Regions from separate parts of the Homo sapiens genome. Here region 2 is linked to region 1. Evidence: chromatin loops called from intact Hi-C (ENCODE). Cell type or tissue: A673. All regions are shown on one strand. Links, peaks and the distances in the headings refer to the core of each region. The heading gives the core; the rest is flanking DNA. Region 1 has its middle 52 kb from the start of ARX. Region 2 has its middle 130 kb from the start of ARX.

What was found. A loop is a pair of places that touch in the nucleus more often than their neighbours do. Peaks named below come from ENCODE experiments on the same cell type or tissue, not always from the same donor. Only the 100,000 strongest peaks of a DNase experiment are listed, where the experiment ranks them.
Region 2: it touches region 1 in a loop (7-fold over the local background); 2 of 110 quality-filtered maps call a loop at or near these places.

The regions. Positions count from the first base shown.
Region 1 is chrX:25,063,745-25,072,135 of GRCh38, forward strand. No RefSeq gene overlaps it. Among named protein-coding and RNA genes, the nearest start is that of ARX, 52 kb to the left of the region's middle. In A673, for the core only: a CTCF peak has its summit at 3,711; DNase peaks (open chromatin) are centred at 1,809, 2,567, 3,417 and 3,707; H3K4me3 peaks cover 605 bases; H3K27ac peaks cover 4,346 bases.
Region 2 is chrX:25,139,947-25,148,337 of GRCh38, forward strand. No RefSeq gene overlaps it. Among named protein-coding and RNA genes, the nearest start is that of ARX, 130 kb to the left of the region's middle. In A673, for the core only: CTCF peaks have their summits at 4,305 (motif pointing left) and 4,504; DNase peaks (open chromatin) are centred at 2,755, 3,795, 4,295 and 4,805; H3K4me3 peaks cover 1,367 bases; H3K27ac peaks cover 2,867 bases.

The DNA of each region.
Region 1 (8,391 bases), core at 1,103-6,102:
GGAGCTAAACATTGAGCACACATGGACATAAACGTGGGAACAATAGACACTGCAGACTACTAGAGGGTGGCATGGGTTGAAAAACTATCTATTGGGTACTACACTCACTACTTGGGTGATGGGATCCATACCTCAAACCTCAGCATCACGCAGTATTCCCATGTAACAAATCTGCACATGCACACCCTGTATCTAAAATAAAAGTTGAAATTAAAAAAAAATGGCCCATTCATTGCAATTTGTCAATATCTCTTTTCTCTTTTAATCTACAAGTCCTTTAAGTTTTTCAAAATTTCCTATTTATTTGTCGAAGAATCTGGGTTGCTTGACCTGTAGAATTTTCCAGGGTCTAGATTTTGCCAGTTGGATCCCTACGTTGAGATTTAACATCTTATTTTGTTTCCTGTATTTTCCATAAATTGATAAATTGGTAGTTAAACACAGAGACTTGCTCAGATTCAGGTTTGATTCTTTGGCAAGAATATTTCATAAGGAGTGTTGTATACGGGAGACACATAGTATCCAGTGGTTTCTCTTTCTGTGATGTTAACAGCAATTAATGATCATTGTTTAGGTACATTAATTCATTAGAGGTTATTCTAATTCTGTCATTCCTTCTTTGATTGTTAGCTGGAATACTTCTATGAACAGAAACTTTCCCTTATTTATTATTTGGTTACTGTGAGGCAGCCTTTGTTAAAAGAAGGCAAGATAAATGCTTGTTTCTTTCCTTTTATTTACCAGTTTTTATACAAGTGAATTGCTTCCTTTGCATCCACAAAGGTGATTAACAAGAGTTTAATTTTGGAGTTTTTTTTAAGTGATTTTATGAACTCATGGATTTTTCAAATATTTGATGCATTTAAATTAATTTCCATTGTTATTATTATTGATATTCCAATTATCCCCTATTTGGTTAATGGACTCTTCAAGTTGGCGCCCTAGTTCTTTTGATACAGCACCAGGATTATTATAGTTTCTTTGCTTTCTGGCATAACAGGGTGATCCAGGCTCATCTTACACATTTTTCTTGTCCTTGCTATTTCTCCAAAAAGTCCTGGTTCCTTTTAGTGGGAATTAGTATTTAGTAATCACAATCTGGGTCATGGGGTGCTCATTACTATTAGGCTAGCTCTTCTTATTTAATAATACATTCTTCTTTCTAGTTATAAAGATAATACATATTCACTCTATAACATTTGGAAGATACCAAAAATAATAGAGACTATCACTGTTTATATTTTGGTGTACCACATATGCCCATATATGAGTGAGGTTTTCTCCTGAAATTATCCCTCAGAAAAGAAGGCATCACTTTATATGTGAGTTCTTATAAAACCTCTTTCATTATGGGATGACCTCTATTTGGGCAAGACATATTAGTTTGAAATGATCTTAACTCCTGAGAGTTTTGGATGTTTATAGAAGTCACCTTGGAGCTCCAGTGGCACAATCGGTTAGTGCGTGGTGCTTCTACAGAAGTCACCTGATAAAATTTGTAGAATGGAGGCAAAAAAATTTAGCACGGATTCAGTAATTAGGCCTGGGTATATGACCTCACATTGCCAAATACTGAATGATGTTATAAATGAACCCTTTAAAAATAATCTTTTTTTCTAGGGCAGAAAGCATTAAGTATACATGTACATGATGAATGAAAAATCCAATATTCTCATGTTATGGAGATGGACACTTTTAGTTGGGATAAAATTTCTAGTGACAGCATCATACACAGGTTCAAATAATTATGTATCTCAGACAGAATGGATTTGATGGAGATGCAGACTCTAGAGAACTGTGGGCTTCAAACTTATTTACTTGTCAAGCCACTGAGAGAATTTTGAAAAGCAATATACTTTCTCATACTTTAAATTGGTATTTAAAGTTTTAATCACAAGGTTAAGTGGTTACAGAGGATGCAATTCTAGCATATTGTAAATATTGACATTTCAGAATAAAACTGCTTCAAATGCTTGCCACTCTTGGGAAAAAAATAGAATAAAACTGCTATGTCAGTCTTTAAATTTGTTTAAGGAAATCTAAATTCTATAATGATTCAATAAACCCATCTTCCCCTAAAAAAGCTCACAAATTATTTTAAAAATTTATGTTGTTATAATTTTCTATGTAATAATAATTACATTTCATTTTCCTCACAGAATTTTATCCTAACACAGGGAAGTCTCTCTATCATATTTCTTGGCAACAAATTGTACGTGTGCATGTGTGTGTATTTGAAATGTGAAAAAATTTTCCCCGTGATCATAAGGCATGTTACCAAATTGATCCCAGATAGAGTTACACAGTGGATCAAATTATACAATTGATCAAATTACAAATATTTGACAAATTTTGGTAAATGTTTATCAAACTTAAAAAATTATATTGGAAAAGAATCTCTCAATGAGATAGATGAGACCTTTTCTCCTTAATTGATGTATTAAAAGTAAATATTATTCATTGCCAGAATGAGACTGCATTTGGCATCAGTTATATTACTAGTTTCCTTCCTTCCTTCCTTCCTTCCTTCCTTCCTTCCTTCCTTCCTTCCTTCCTCTCCCTCCCTCCCTCCCTCTCTCTCTCTCTCTTCTTTTTAAGAGACAGAGTCCTGCTCTGTCACCTAGGCTGCTCACTGCAGTGTTGATCGCTGAGGCTCAAGCAATCCTTCCACCCCAGCCTCCTGAGTAGCTGGGACTACAGGTGTGCACCAGCACGCCCAGCTAATTTCTTTTTTTGTGGAAGCGGGGTCTTGCTATGTTGCCTAGACTGGTCTTGAACTCCTGGCCTCAAGCCATCCTCCTGCCTTAGCCTTCCAAAGTGCCACCACACCCGGCCACTTATTTTCATTTTCTGTAAATGGAAGTTCTGAGAAAACTTGTTTATATAAACAGAAAGTTGGAAATGGAAAGAGTTTTGTTTATAGCTATGTCACTTAAGTCTTTGAATTTTCTCCCAGTTAGATGCCAAAAATCACATGATAATCTATCATCAGAAATTATTTTTAATCGTCTGTTAGCTGACAACTCAATTTGGTCTTCCTTCAATTTTGTTGAAAGCAAAGACTTAGAAACCACCTTAAGTGCAAAAAAATTTGTTATGTAGTCATTAAGGTCTTTCACCTTCTCGACACTGATGCCGGTACCGTATTTGGAATTAACCCTTTGTTTGGCACCCTGGAGGTTTTTACATGCTTGTACAACATCCTATGGTAAAGGTAGAAAGGGGAGACTATGAAAGGGGAGGCAGACATGAGAACCTGCTCCTCTATCATAAATGTACTTTCAGGAGGTCGGTTTTTGGAAAAGAGTCTATAAATTTGAGGATCTGGGGACAGATTCTTTTAAAACTGTCACCAATGTACCACTTGGAAAACCTTTACTGTACTCCCAAGTGTATGCATTAACCCAGCTGGAGATTCTAGAATCTCGCTGTGAAAAGACTCAGAACATGATTCTGGTGATCACAAGCATGTAAGGAATGAGGATAGCATTATTTTATGCAATGTGAATGGGGGAAAAGAGAAATATTTTGAAATTAACATTCAGTTTATATTATATGTGATATTAAATAAGTATGTATAATTAATAATTAAATACTATAAGTAGATATTTGGCTATTTCATCCACATCCATAAGGGTTTAGATTATTATATAAGCTTGACAAAATGATTTTTGAGGGCAAACTTCACATTGATCCATACTTGGGTTGTTTCCACCTTTTGGCTATTGTGAGTACTGCTGCTATGAACACGGGTATACAAATATCTCTTTGAGATCATGCTTTCAGTAGCCGATTTACTTTTGTATTTTGCTTTGGCTGTATAATGTAAAAAATTTTAACTCATACGGATAAATAGTTGCAAATGGTAACAATTTGTAATAGCTCACCATGGAGTGTTATAACTCATCTGAATGTAAACTCATCTATAACACACAAGGCAAATTATGAGACATTTTAGTTCCAAAGTCAATCATTAGCAATACCTAAAAGCTTTTCTGTTTTTTTTAAACCAGTATGTGTACAATTTGGAAAGGATTTCTAGCCAGCTAAAATTTGTATCTTCTGATACAATTTCTGATGCTTTAAAGGAATTTTTGACCTCTCATTGTTCTTTTTTTTTTGTAAGCTATTCTCTCAAATGTTAAAAACAATCAGAGACATTTTGGGTTTTTTTTTTTTTTGAGGACTTCATACTTTGTTTCAGTTTCATTTTTAGCATTTATTTGTAATTTCAAAACTTGATAACAGTGTAACAGTGTAACTCTCTCTCTTGCAACAGTGTAACTCTTGTAACAGTGTAACTCTCTCTATTGCCAAAATGATTGCTTCTAATAGTAAATATCTAGTCAACAAATATTTATGGGACAGCCCATATCAGGTCCACAATTCACAAATAATGAAGAAAACATACGTAATCCTTGGCTTCATGGAACTCACAGTTTACTAGGGTTGATGAATAGTAAATAAGTAAACAGACAACTAAATAATTTTAAACCATGGGTTTTTATAATAGAAAATAACAGTCTACTGTAAGAATAACAGGGATAAATGCTTTAGGTGAGATGGGCAGCGAAGGCCTCTCTGAAGAGGTGACATTTAAGATGAGCCCTCATGGCAAGAAGGAACCTGCAATAATATGGGAAAAGAGCATTCAAACAGTGGGAGTAGCACGGACAGTGATTCTACAGCCTGAAAGAACTTGACGTGTTTGAAAAACTGAAACAAGATCCATGTAGTGGAAGCATATTCAGTATATTCATTTCCTGTCACTGCTGCAAAAACTTACCACAAAGTTAATGGCTAAAAACAACACACATTTACAGTTCGCGGGGGGGTCAGAAGTCTGACCCGAACTTTATGGGGCCAAAGTTGAAGTGTCACCAGGGCTGTGGTCTTTCTGCAGGCTCTAAGGGAGAATGAGTCTCCTTGCCTTTTCCAGCTTCTAGAGGCCACCTGCATTCCTTGGCTCATGGCCCCTTCCTCTATCTTCAGAGTACATCATTCCGACATCTGCTTCAGTCCTCACATCACCTCTCACTCTGACTCTCCTGCCTCCCTCTAAGAACCCTTGTGATTGCGTTGGGCCCACCTGGATAATGCAGGATCATCTCCCCATCTCAAGATCCACAATCACATCTGCAAAGCCTCTCTTGCCATGTAAGGTGACATTTACAAGTTCCAGAGATTAGGACATGGAAATTTTGGGGGCTGTTTTTCTGCCTGCCACCTTCAGGGAGTAGAGAAATGAGAAACAAAGCTGTATAAATGAGTGTACTATGTTCTATTTCAGAGATGTTTTAGTTAGCAGAGTTCGTATTCATTAGAGTTTAATGTAGGCTGCGATAACAAAGAGACCCTACAATATTTTGGCTTAAACAACATAGGAGTTAACTTCTGTTTCATGTAATAATCCTGAGGAAGGCAGTCCAGGGCTGGGAGGATGGCTTTGCTTCATTAGGTCGTTCAGAGGTCCAGGCACATTCTGTCTTGTTGTATTGCCAGCCTCAACATGTGACTTGCTGGTCATGGTCTAGGATGGTTATGAGTTCACACTCTAGTAAGTTGGAAGATGGAAAGGGACAGCAGGATACCACACTCATTCCTTTTACAGGCATGACCCAGGAGAGGCACATAAGATTTCCGCTCACATCCCAATCCCTAGAACTTTGTCACGTGATCACACCTGACTTCAAGAGAGGCCAGGACATGTAATCTTTGGCTAGATGGTTTTTGTTCAAACTAAAACTCAAGTGTTTTCTTCTTCTTCTTCTTCTTCTTCTTCTTCTTCTTCTTCTTCTTCTTCTTCTTCTTCTTCTTCTTCTTCTCCTTCTCCTTCTCCTTCTCCTTCTCCTTCTCCTCCTCCTCCTCCTCCTCCTCCTCCTCCTCCTCCTCCTCCTCCTCCTCCTCCTCCTTCTCCTTCTTCTTCTTCTTCTTCTTCTTCTTCTTCCTCTTCTTCTTCTTCCTCTTCTTCTTTTTCCTCTTCTTCTTCTTGTTTTGAGACAGGGTCTCATTCTGTTTCCCAGGCTGGAGTGTAGTGGCTGGATCATGGCTCACTGCAGCCTCGAGCTCCCAGGCTCAAGTGATCTTCTCACCTCAGCCTCCCAAGTAGCTGGGACTACAGGCACATGCCACCATGACTGGCTAATTTTTTAATTTTTAAATTTTTCTGTAGAGATAAGGTCTTGCTATGTTGGCCAGACTGGTCTTGAAAAGTGTTTCATTATTAAAGGAAGAAGAAGAAAATGGAAATTTGTCTCTGCAACAAATTTCTTTATAAAAGCATATTGATTTCATGTTTTATTTTAAGAATTAGTATTAGCACCTTCCCTTGAGACAGCCATTGGCCTCCAGTATAAAATGGAAATTATGACACTTGCTGCCATATAATTATAAAAAGTTCTGACAAGTTTGCAATTTAAGGAATGCTCCTTAATAAAATTGACAGTTTGCCTGGCGTCATTCAACCTTATTTTGAAAAATGCTGACATCACACTAATGCTTAGAGCTTGTCTAAATAGAATAAGAACTAGTGTAGTTGAAAGCAGTGTGGAGCCAGCATTGATACAAGTTGCTATTTCTCCAATTTATTCAGTAAAATGCTTACCACTTTATTATTGACTTTTGGGTCATAAATTAAAACTTATCAACATACTTAAAGACTGTGTTCCTGTTGAATAAGTGGTAAGTGTTTATATACAAGAGCCTTCCTCATAGTCATCTGGAAGAACATATACATAAAAATAGGCAAAAAGGACAAATACACAAATCCATTCACTTATGCTGATGAATTGCAGACTTGACATAACATATGCTCTTGAACAGATTCATAAGATATGTAGACTCTTGGATCCTATTTCAGCTGTTTCAGATAATAGTACTACTGATATGTTTGCAGCAGTTTGCTTATCTATCATTCATTCAGAAAATATCAGTTGAGCACCTACTATTTATCAAGCACTATTCTAGGTGCTTGGGGTACATCAATGAATAAAAGAGACAAATATCTCTTCCCTTCATGGAATTTACATTTGTGTTGCAATACCCATAGATCACGGTTTACTAAGCACTTAAACATGCAACATTTTTATTGAAATGTGCTCTATATACAGAAAAGCACACAAATTATAATCGAAAAGATGGATGAATTTTCCTAAAATGAACAAACCAGCGTAACCAGAACCCCAGATGCCCTTTGTATTGCCTCGGTCACTACCCTCTGGGAGTGACCACTATCCCGATTTCTAACACCACAGATTAGCTTTGCCTGCTTTTCAACTTTATATAAATGGAATCATACAGTACATGCTCTTCTGTAGCTGGATTCTTTTTCTCAACATTTTGTTCGTGGGATTCGTCAGGTGGTTTTGCATAGTTGTAGTTAGTTTATTCTCTTTACTATACAGTATTCCGTTGTGTGAGTATGCTACACTCTTCTTACCCATTCTCCTGTTGATGGATATTTGGTTGTCTTACATTTTGGGGTATTATGAATAGTGTTAAACATTCTTGTACATGCCTTTCAGTGGATATTTGCATGCATTTCATTTGGGTATGAAACTAGGCATGGAATTGCAGCCTCATAGGGAATGCTTATGTTCTACTTTAATAGATATTGACAGTTTTCCAAAGTGTTTGAACCAATTTACTCTTCCTCCAGCAATGTAGAAAAAGTTTTAGTTGCCCACATCCTTGTCAGCACTTGGTATTGTCTGTCTTTCTGATTTTAGCTATTTTATAGATTTGTGGTAATATGGCATTATAGTTTTAATTTGCATTTCCTTGATGGCTAAGTGGGGCTCTTTCCCTGCATTTATTATACTCGTTTGGATATCCACTTTTTTGAAGTGTCTGATCAAGTCTTTTGCCCATTTTTCTATTGAATTGTCTACTTTTTTCTAATATGCTTTTCTATATGTGCATTTTGGCATCTTGCATTGAAAGATCCTATGTGTACTTATATAATCAGGTTTAAATTTTGTTTGCATAATTTTTCCAATAACATTAAGCTGTTTAATTTATGCTGAAAGAACTTAGAGCCTTATTTTTATGCTCACTGTGAGTTGTTTCAAAATGATGCTGTAACTTGGCAAGGACTGCAGAACTATTTTGAAAAATTTCACTGCTTCAACTATGCTGATGACTTGTGCACTGTTTTAACATGATAAAAGCTTAGTGCTATAACAAATTCAGCCACCATTTTATTCTGCCTTTAAATGACATCGTGAGAGCATTTTAGGTACATTATTTTCATTTTATGTACTGCCAGTTGCTAGAGAAAGATTCATTTGATTCCAATATGCTATTTTTTGTTGTTCATCTCCAACCCAATCAATCTTATCACTCCCATCACTGGGTTTTTGTTTAAAAATGTCCTCTTTTTAATCTGTAATC
Region 2 (8,391 bases), core at 2,290-7,289, 77 kb after region 1:
AGGTCACATACTAGCTGATTCTATTTATATAACATTCTCAAAATGACACACTGAAATTGATGAAGAGCAAATTAGTGGCTGGCAAGGGTTAGAGATGGTGGGGTGGGTAGATACGACTCTAAAGGGGTAGCATGATGGAGATCTTTGTGGTGATGGAACAGTTCTGTATCTTGATTGCAGTAGTGGTTACATGATTCTACACATGTGATAAAATGGCATAGAACTATACATACATGTTTGATGAATGTCTGTTTCCTGGTTTTAATATTATATAAGATGTAACTATTGGGACAAACTGAGTATAGGGGACATGGTATAGATCTTTCTACTATCTTTGCAGCTTCCTATAACTCTATGATTATTTCAAGATAAAAAATGTTAAAAAGAGAAAACTACATTTCTTTGGTGAAAATGTTTTTATTTTAATTTACATTTTATAACTACTTTTTCAAAATGGGATATTATTTTAGTTTTTTCCATTATTGTGAAATTTAACTGTCACGTAGAAATCTTGGATGACATTAGCAAATCAAAACAGGAATTTTCTTTCCTGAATATTACTTTACCATTTGAGTCACCATGGTTTTGAGATGGGAGCTATTGGTGTCGGTATTTATAGGGAAGGATAATGTGACTGCCCCATTCCCATTTTACTCAATCACAAGCAGGACTGCTCAGTAGGAATGCTAAAAGCATTCAAATCTCTCATTATGCCTCCCTTACCCAATGACCTAGTTTTATGAGTTGGTTGGCTGCTGTCAGAGGTACATTGGTGGCTGTGGAATGGAATTCTCCCTACACAAGGTTAAGTAGCCTATGTGATTCTCTTTGTAACCTTGACTAACTGAACTTAGATTAACTGCAAGTTTTCTCTTGTGACTGTCATGCGTTTCCCTAATTAATCACATTTTCCGGAAGCTCTATCTGTACAACTAACTAGACTAGATCTCTCTGCAGACATGGGAATAGAAATTACTCTGGGAATCTTGATTGTGTTACTGATTTGCATAGCGTTAATGATTTGTATGTTAATGCGATGGAGAGGCCGGGGACTGCATATGAGTAGAACCTGTTTCCTGTTTCCACTTCTGGAGCCATGCAGGGTCAACTTTACCCTTCTTTTTGAGTTTCTCTTCAGTTGCTTTTTGTTTGTGCTTTATATTTTATGGCTGGAATTTAATTTTAACTAAATTTATTTAGAATTTATTTGAAAAATTATTTTGAGCTCTCTGCTGCTGTAGCAGGTACTTTTACATACGCCATCTTATTACTCCAAACAGCAATCCTTAATTTTAACTAAAAATTTGGTATTTCAGTATTCCACTATGTTGGCATTATGTTTAAATGCCAAATTAAAAATTAAAAATTTGATGAGTACTGTCAAATGCATTCTATATGACACACACGACACTTAGATTTGTTTGATACAATAGAATTATTAAATATCCCCTAAGAGATTTAGTATCATTTCAGTGCATACAATGAAGGAAATTCAGGGACCATAGTCAAGAAGCTCATCTGTTGAAAAGAACTATACAAGATAGAGTAACCTGACATAGAATATTTTCATCCTACCATTTACTTACTTTTATTCCCGTACTGTTTATCTTTGAGGAAGTTTCTATTTCAAGTATTATTACAGATGTAGGAATAAAGGTGAGATGAATGATATTATATTCCAAGGTCTATGTAGTAGTTAAATGATAATGAAAACCACAGTTCATCATGGTAAAGCAAACACACTTGGAAATGTATTATTGTTATTATTATCATTATGACAGTGTTGAGAGGGGCTCAATTAATCAATCAAGGGTGTAGCCATCTGATAGAAAGATGGGTTTTGTAATAAGAGGTTTACTGTTGGGTGGCAGATGTGGCAGACAGCCCAGACAACAAGCTTGGAATGGTGAACTACACACATTCCACTGGCAACATTTATGGCACCGGAAGTGGTATCCATATGCACATATCTACTCAGAGGATCAGAAAAGGGGGAAAAAAAACTAAGAGCACATGTGTGAACATGATTATAAAGCAGTGGACTCCCAAATTATGAGCCAGCTTTCAAAATGCACCCATTGTATGAAATCCAGTTTTGTCTTCTTACAGGTAACATGTACTGCTTGTATCATAATACATGTAATTGTAATAGTATAACCATAGATGTGTTTTTATTCAGTAAATCAGCTCTTATGTAGTATGGTGGGTAGACTCCAAGATGTCCCTCAGTTGTCTCTGCTTCCTCATATCCATCCCCTTTTAAAATTCCCTCACCTTAAGTATGGGCTAGACTTATTGACTTGCTTATAATGAATAGAATATGGGATTATATTCTATCCCATAGAAGTGATGGGATGCCACTTCTGGTATTAGGTTATAAAAATACTATGGCTTCCATCTCAGGGTGCTCTCTCTTGGACTCTTCATTCTTTGTAGGGTGTATTAATCTGCTTGGGCTGCCAAAACAAAATACCATAGACTGAGTGGCTTAAACAACAATGTATTTTCTCATAGTTCTGGAGGCTAGAAATGCCAGATCAAGGTGCAGGCCAGTTTGGTTCCTGGTGAGAGCACTCTTCTTGGCTTGTGGGTGGCCGCCATCTCTCTGTGTGTTCGCATGATCTCATGATCTCTTTTTTGTTTGCACACTGGGAGACTTGGAGTTGGGGGTGGTGGGAGAGAGAGAGAGAAAGGAGAGGAGAGTGCTGGCACTTTGGTGTCTTTTTTTATAAGGACATTAATCCTATCAGATCAGGGTCCCACCCGTATGATGTCATTTAACTGTAATTACTTCCTTAGAGGCCCCATCTCCAAATAAAGCCACACTGGGAGTTAGAGCTTCAGTATATGAATTTTGAGGGAACATAAATGTGCAGTCCATAGCATGGGAGGCAGCCCTGTGGAGAGGCCCACGTTAGTGAGCTTGGAAGTGGATTTTCTACGGCCTGCCACCAGCCATATGAGTGATCTTTGAAGTGGATTCTCCGTCAGTTGGGTCTTGAGATACCTACAACCCTGGCCAACATTTTGATTGCAACCTCATGAAAGACTTAATCAATACCACCTAGCTAAGCTGCTCTTGAATTGATCCTGGTTGATCACAGAAACTAGGAAATAATAAATGTTGTTTTCAGCTGCTAAGCATGGTATAATTTGTTATGCAACAATAGATAACTAAAACATTTAATATTTGACTCCTCAATTCCTTTATCAGAAACTTTAGAAGTAGGATATATCACTAAGAGAGTCTGATTATCAGCAAGAAATGGAAGAATAGGGCATGTGAAAAGAGACTAACAACCGTCCCTTTATTTATCATCTTCTTTCCAGAAATGATTCGTATAATCTGTGAATATCCTGATGGATGTAATGATTTTACCTAGCTCAGGGAATTATGCATTTTATGGGAGCTACCTATAGGACTTTTGATTCTGCACATGCATTCTGAATAGAATATATGGAAATTCCTTGTTACTACGGGATTTCATGGATGCAACTGTCATTGAGTAAAATGTTTAGAACTATCTGCACATGGTCGACAGGGATGGAAGTTTGATAGACAGCAGGAGGTGGAAGTTGGCAAATGAATCATTTACAATTACGGTCCTGCCCAGCAACCCTCAAATTTCCTGAGTGCCCATGGTAAGGATCCATTTGCCTCCAGCCTCTTAAGGCTGTGGAGTACCCCCGGTCCATTGGCATGCTGGAGTAGTTACATTCGTAGCCAATTAGCAGGGTGGCACACACTCCGCCAAGAAGCCCCAGTCTCTATAGACCCGGTATAGAGAGTGAAATTAGCTGAGACAAATACCTGTTAATCCCCCGTTCTTGGCCGGCATGGAGCGCCTACTGTGCAGTGCTAATAGTTCTGGGAAATCCCAATTCCCAGTGTCAAGAGTTGAACAGACTAAGTCTGTTAAATGAAGAAATTTACAGCGCATTAGCTTTGATCAAGAAATGCTAGGTGCAAGTCTCTTAAACAAATGAAGGCTACTTGGGAATACAGGTCACTCTTTCTGGGAAGCTGTTTTTGAAGGACTTGATCTTCCTTCTTTCCCATGCCAGAGCCAGGGATAGAAAAGTGGCAGTTTGAGTGGCTGGACCTGGGGGAAGTAGAAAATAGTCTTATTTAGACAGGAGGGGACAGCTGAGTGACTCTACCGGAGTTTTGTCCAAGGGAGCTTGGATATGGTTTTCAAAAATGGGAAATTTGTGATAAAAATCGCAGGAGACCTTACAGCTTCCAGCGAAGGCTGGTTTATACTTATATGTGTAAGTTGCGCCCTCTGCTGGCTGGATCAAGCCATGTTCCCGTCCTCCCCCTTTCCTGGGAAAAACGTTTTGTATTTTCCCATCTAAATTATGTTTTCAGTTGCATTCTATCAGCCCGTTGCTGTCTATGCAAAGAATGAGGCAAGCAGAATTTAAATCGTGGCTTGTACCATTATGCCTGTCACTCAAAGCTCTGCATAGCGGTTCTCAGAGAAGGGCGAAGGATGGTTCTCAGAGAAGGGCGAAGGATTCGGGAGTTCTTGGGGACATACTATAAATTTTCAGATTCTGATTCCTTGGCTAAGTTTGCAGACATCCAGGTTCGTTTTTTTTTGTGTGGCATATCTTTTAATGTGACCATTGTTCCGCTGTGGAAGGCAGAAAAATCTTTCCTTAGTACCAGGAAATGCTTTTAATTCAGACAAGCTTTTATTTCTTGGTTGCGTCAAGTCTAAGGGAGTTTGGCGATTGCCCTCAAGCTTGGGATAAAGGCAATGGAAAGAGGATGAATAGAATCACAGCGAGACAGGAGGAGGGTGGGCTGATGAGACCAGTGAAGGGAAGAACTGATGATCTTACGCTCGAGTGTCAGTAGCCTTGTGTCTAGGAGGAAAGATGATTTACATTTTGACATGTCAGTGAAAGGAAACCCAAAAGAAGTGGTGCAACTAACAATTTGTTAAGAGCTTCTCAGGGGTAAAGCACTATTCAATTTTTTTTCCAAAAAAGGAAGAAAGAAGTATCCATTCCAGGGAAGGCAGGGGAGAAAATACAGCCCTGTCCCCTGAGATGAGGTAAGCCTGCCATGAGGAGTGGAGGTGGTAGATGGTGCTGTAGAATTTCATTTCTGGAAAGGCATATTCAAAATGTAGCCTAGGATGTTTGTGAAAATGAACCTATATCATCTTAATCCCTCTAGACATTGACAGGCATCATTTAACTCTCTCCCTCTACCCGCTGCACAGGGGTTGGCATTGTTTGGCGTGGTTGGCAGCACTAAACCCTATGACAAAAAACACAGGTGCTTTTATAAACTGGGATTAAGTCATATTTAGCAGAGACGTACAGCTGAGCTGTTTGGATAACCCTCTCCCTCCTCCAGTCGGCTTTAGTTGATGAAAGCATTCCCTAATACCTGCAGTCACTGTATGCTCATTTTGTTGATCCCAATTCATAAAAATAAAATCTACAGCAAAGAAGTTTCTATTGATGTCAGGCCCTGGAAAACTCTCTTTCAGGCTGAGACCACGCATACGGGATGTTAAGCCCTTACAACAATGGATTCCAGCTACTCATGTTTACCAAGAGCTAGGGATCAGGACCTATGCTGGTATTCTATAATAAAATATTATAGTGATTACACGGGGACAGTCCACGGGCATGTTTAATCTGTAACGTGTATGCAATATAATATTGCTGAAACCTTTTAGGTGGCTCTAAGCCCTGAGTAATAAAAAAAAAATCAAGCATTTTGCTTGCCATTGTGATTTTATAATATTGTATTTTGGCAGTTTTTCTTACACATGCTATATATTTGGGTTAATGATGATATGATAATCTGATCTTTATAATTTGAGTTTTCTTTTGTATACCAAAGTGTTTATGAATAATTCACCATGGTAATGGTTCGAAGCATGTGTTGCAGCGTCAAACAGGCTTGGATTTGATTTTAATAAATGTGTGATCCGAGATAAGTTATTTTGTTTTTGGACTTTAGTTTCTTTGGTTATAAAATGGGGATAATTATAGTACCTACTCATGGAGGATTTAGTTAAATTATGCATAAAAAGTTTAGTCTAGTTCTTGGCCTATGTAACTTCTAAAAATGTTAGCCGTGTAACTGGTACATCAAATAGATAAGACTTGGGATGAGATCAGAAAGCATAATTTTTTTTGGTTGCCCATTGTCCCTTTACATTTTGTTTTGTGGAGAAAGTTCTGTAGCCACTGGATAAAAATTTGGTTAAGCCCCAAGATTCCCTGGCTACTCATAGGACAAAGACAGTTCTGAGATGACTTTAATTTGCAAATCCAGACTCAATTCAGTTAAAATTGTTGGGTCCCAGATATTCCAAATGTGAATTAGAGTTAAATGTCTCTGTTTTCCTGCTTCTCTTTCCCTAGCTTGCTGTCCAAGTTTCCTGACCACTTTGGACTTGGCGCAGGGGAAGAGAGGAAGGGAAAGACGAGCAAAAGCGTTCCTATTTGCTGACCCTGTTTCAGGGTGGCTTTGTGATCTCTGGTCAAATGTTTAAAGATGATTGTCTCACAGCATCATTTTTGTGGGTTATGCAGGGACCCTCGACTGGGCCCCCTTTTGATTTGGGCATTGCCCCCATCCTCTCTCCATCTTTGCTCTGATGACACACCCCACAGCTTCTTCATTCTGGAGGCTCCATCCACAGTCAGCAGGCTGCCTTCATAGGCGGGGTTGACATCTGATCCCTGGGATTTATACACCTTTGAACTGTTACTGGAGGGCAGTGTAGTTACTTGCTAGATGCAGCCCTTTAATCTAATGTCTCCATTTACATTGCCTTTCTAAAGTGTGAGTCAACCAGCGGTTCACTGTATGCCATTTGCTGTTGAACACGTATTAAGCTTTCCAAGCCATGCCTTGGAGCCCATCTCACCTGACTTAAGGATAGAAGGGAGTGCCCCCATCCCATCTCATCCCCTTGGAAAACACAATGGTGAGACTCAGAATTCAGTCCTTTCCAAAAGGTAAAAATTTATTCTTCTTATGAATTATCTTAATTTCCAACACTCTCCTTTTATATCCTTGGCATGGATGAAATATGTAACTGGTACTTATTCTCCTACTATGAAATTTCCTCATGGTAGTCTATTTTACAAGTCATTTTGGTATCTGATGTCCAAGTGTCTCATTCAAAACTCCCAATGAAACATCCTCTTATAGCTGTTATCTATGTGAAAGATGTTTGATTTGCTTTATGCTTTTCTCTCATCTAGTTCCCATTGTGACCAAGTGGTAAAAACATGAGCTCTTTCTGAGAAACTTAATCATCTAAGTAGTTTTCCGAAGTGCTATTTTTTGGCCAGTTATTTTGATATTAGCCACAGAGAAAATGAGGCCTAAGGAAAATGTATTGATTTGCTATATTTTTAAGGTGGATTTCAAGGAGTTTTTATAACATTTGAATGTTTCAGAAATATGGAAGTATGCAAAATTGTCTGAAAGGTTGTTCATTGCAGTGTTGTTTGTAATGATGAAAAATGAAGACAATGTAAATGTCTAAATCTAGGTTAGGGTATTGGCTAAATTGAACAATGGAATACTAAGCTATTATTAAAGTGATATTGTAGAGGAATGTTTAATGACCTGGAAAGATGTTCATAACCCACTGTACATAAAAAAATGAAAAACAAAAAATAAAAAGGCATGTGCTGTATTTTCTTGTTTTGGTAAAAATATGCATATCTATACATAGAAAAAACACCACAGTGATATCCATGAAAATGTAAATGGTGCTGTTATATAAACTTTTCTTTATGTATATATTTTTAATATTTATTTTTAGTTTTAGTTTTTCTGGGTACATAGTAGGTACATATACTTATGGGGTACATAAGATGTTTTGATACAGGCATGCAATGTGAAATAAGCACATCATGAGGAATGGGGTATCCGCCCCTCAAGCATTTATCCATCGAGTTGCAAACAATCCAATTACACTCTTTAAGTTACTTAAAAACATACAGTTATTATTGACTGTAGTCACCCTGCTGTGCTATCAAATAGTAGGGTCTTATTCATTCTTACTATTTTTTTTGTACTCATTAACCATCCTCACCTACCCCCCAGGCCGCCACTGCCCTTCCTAGTCTCTGGCAAGCATCCTTCTACTCTATATGTCCATGACTTCAATTGTTTTGATTTTTAGATTCCACAAATAAGTGAGAACTTGCAATGTTTGTCTTTCTGTGCCTGGCTTATTTCATTTAACATAGTGCCCTCCAGTTCCGTCTATGTTGCTGCAAATGACTGGATCTCATTCTTTTTTATGGCTGAATAGTACTCCATTGTGTATATGTACCACATTTTCTTTATCTATTTTTTCACCTGTTGATGGACACTTAGTGCTGCAATAAACATGG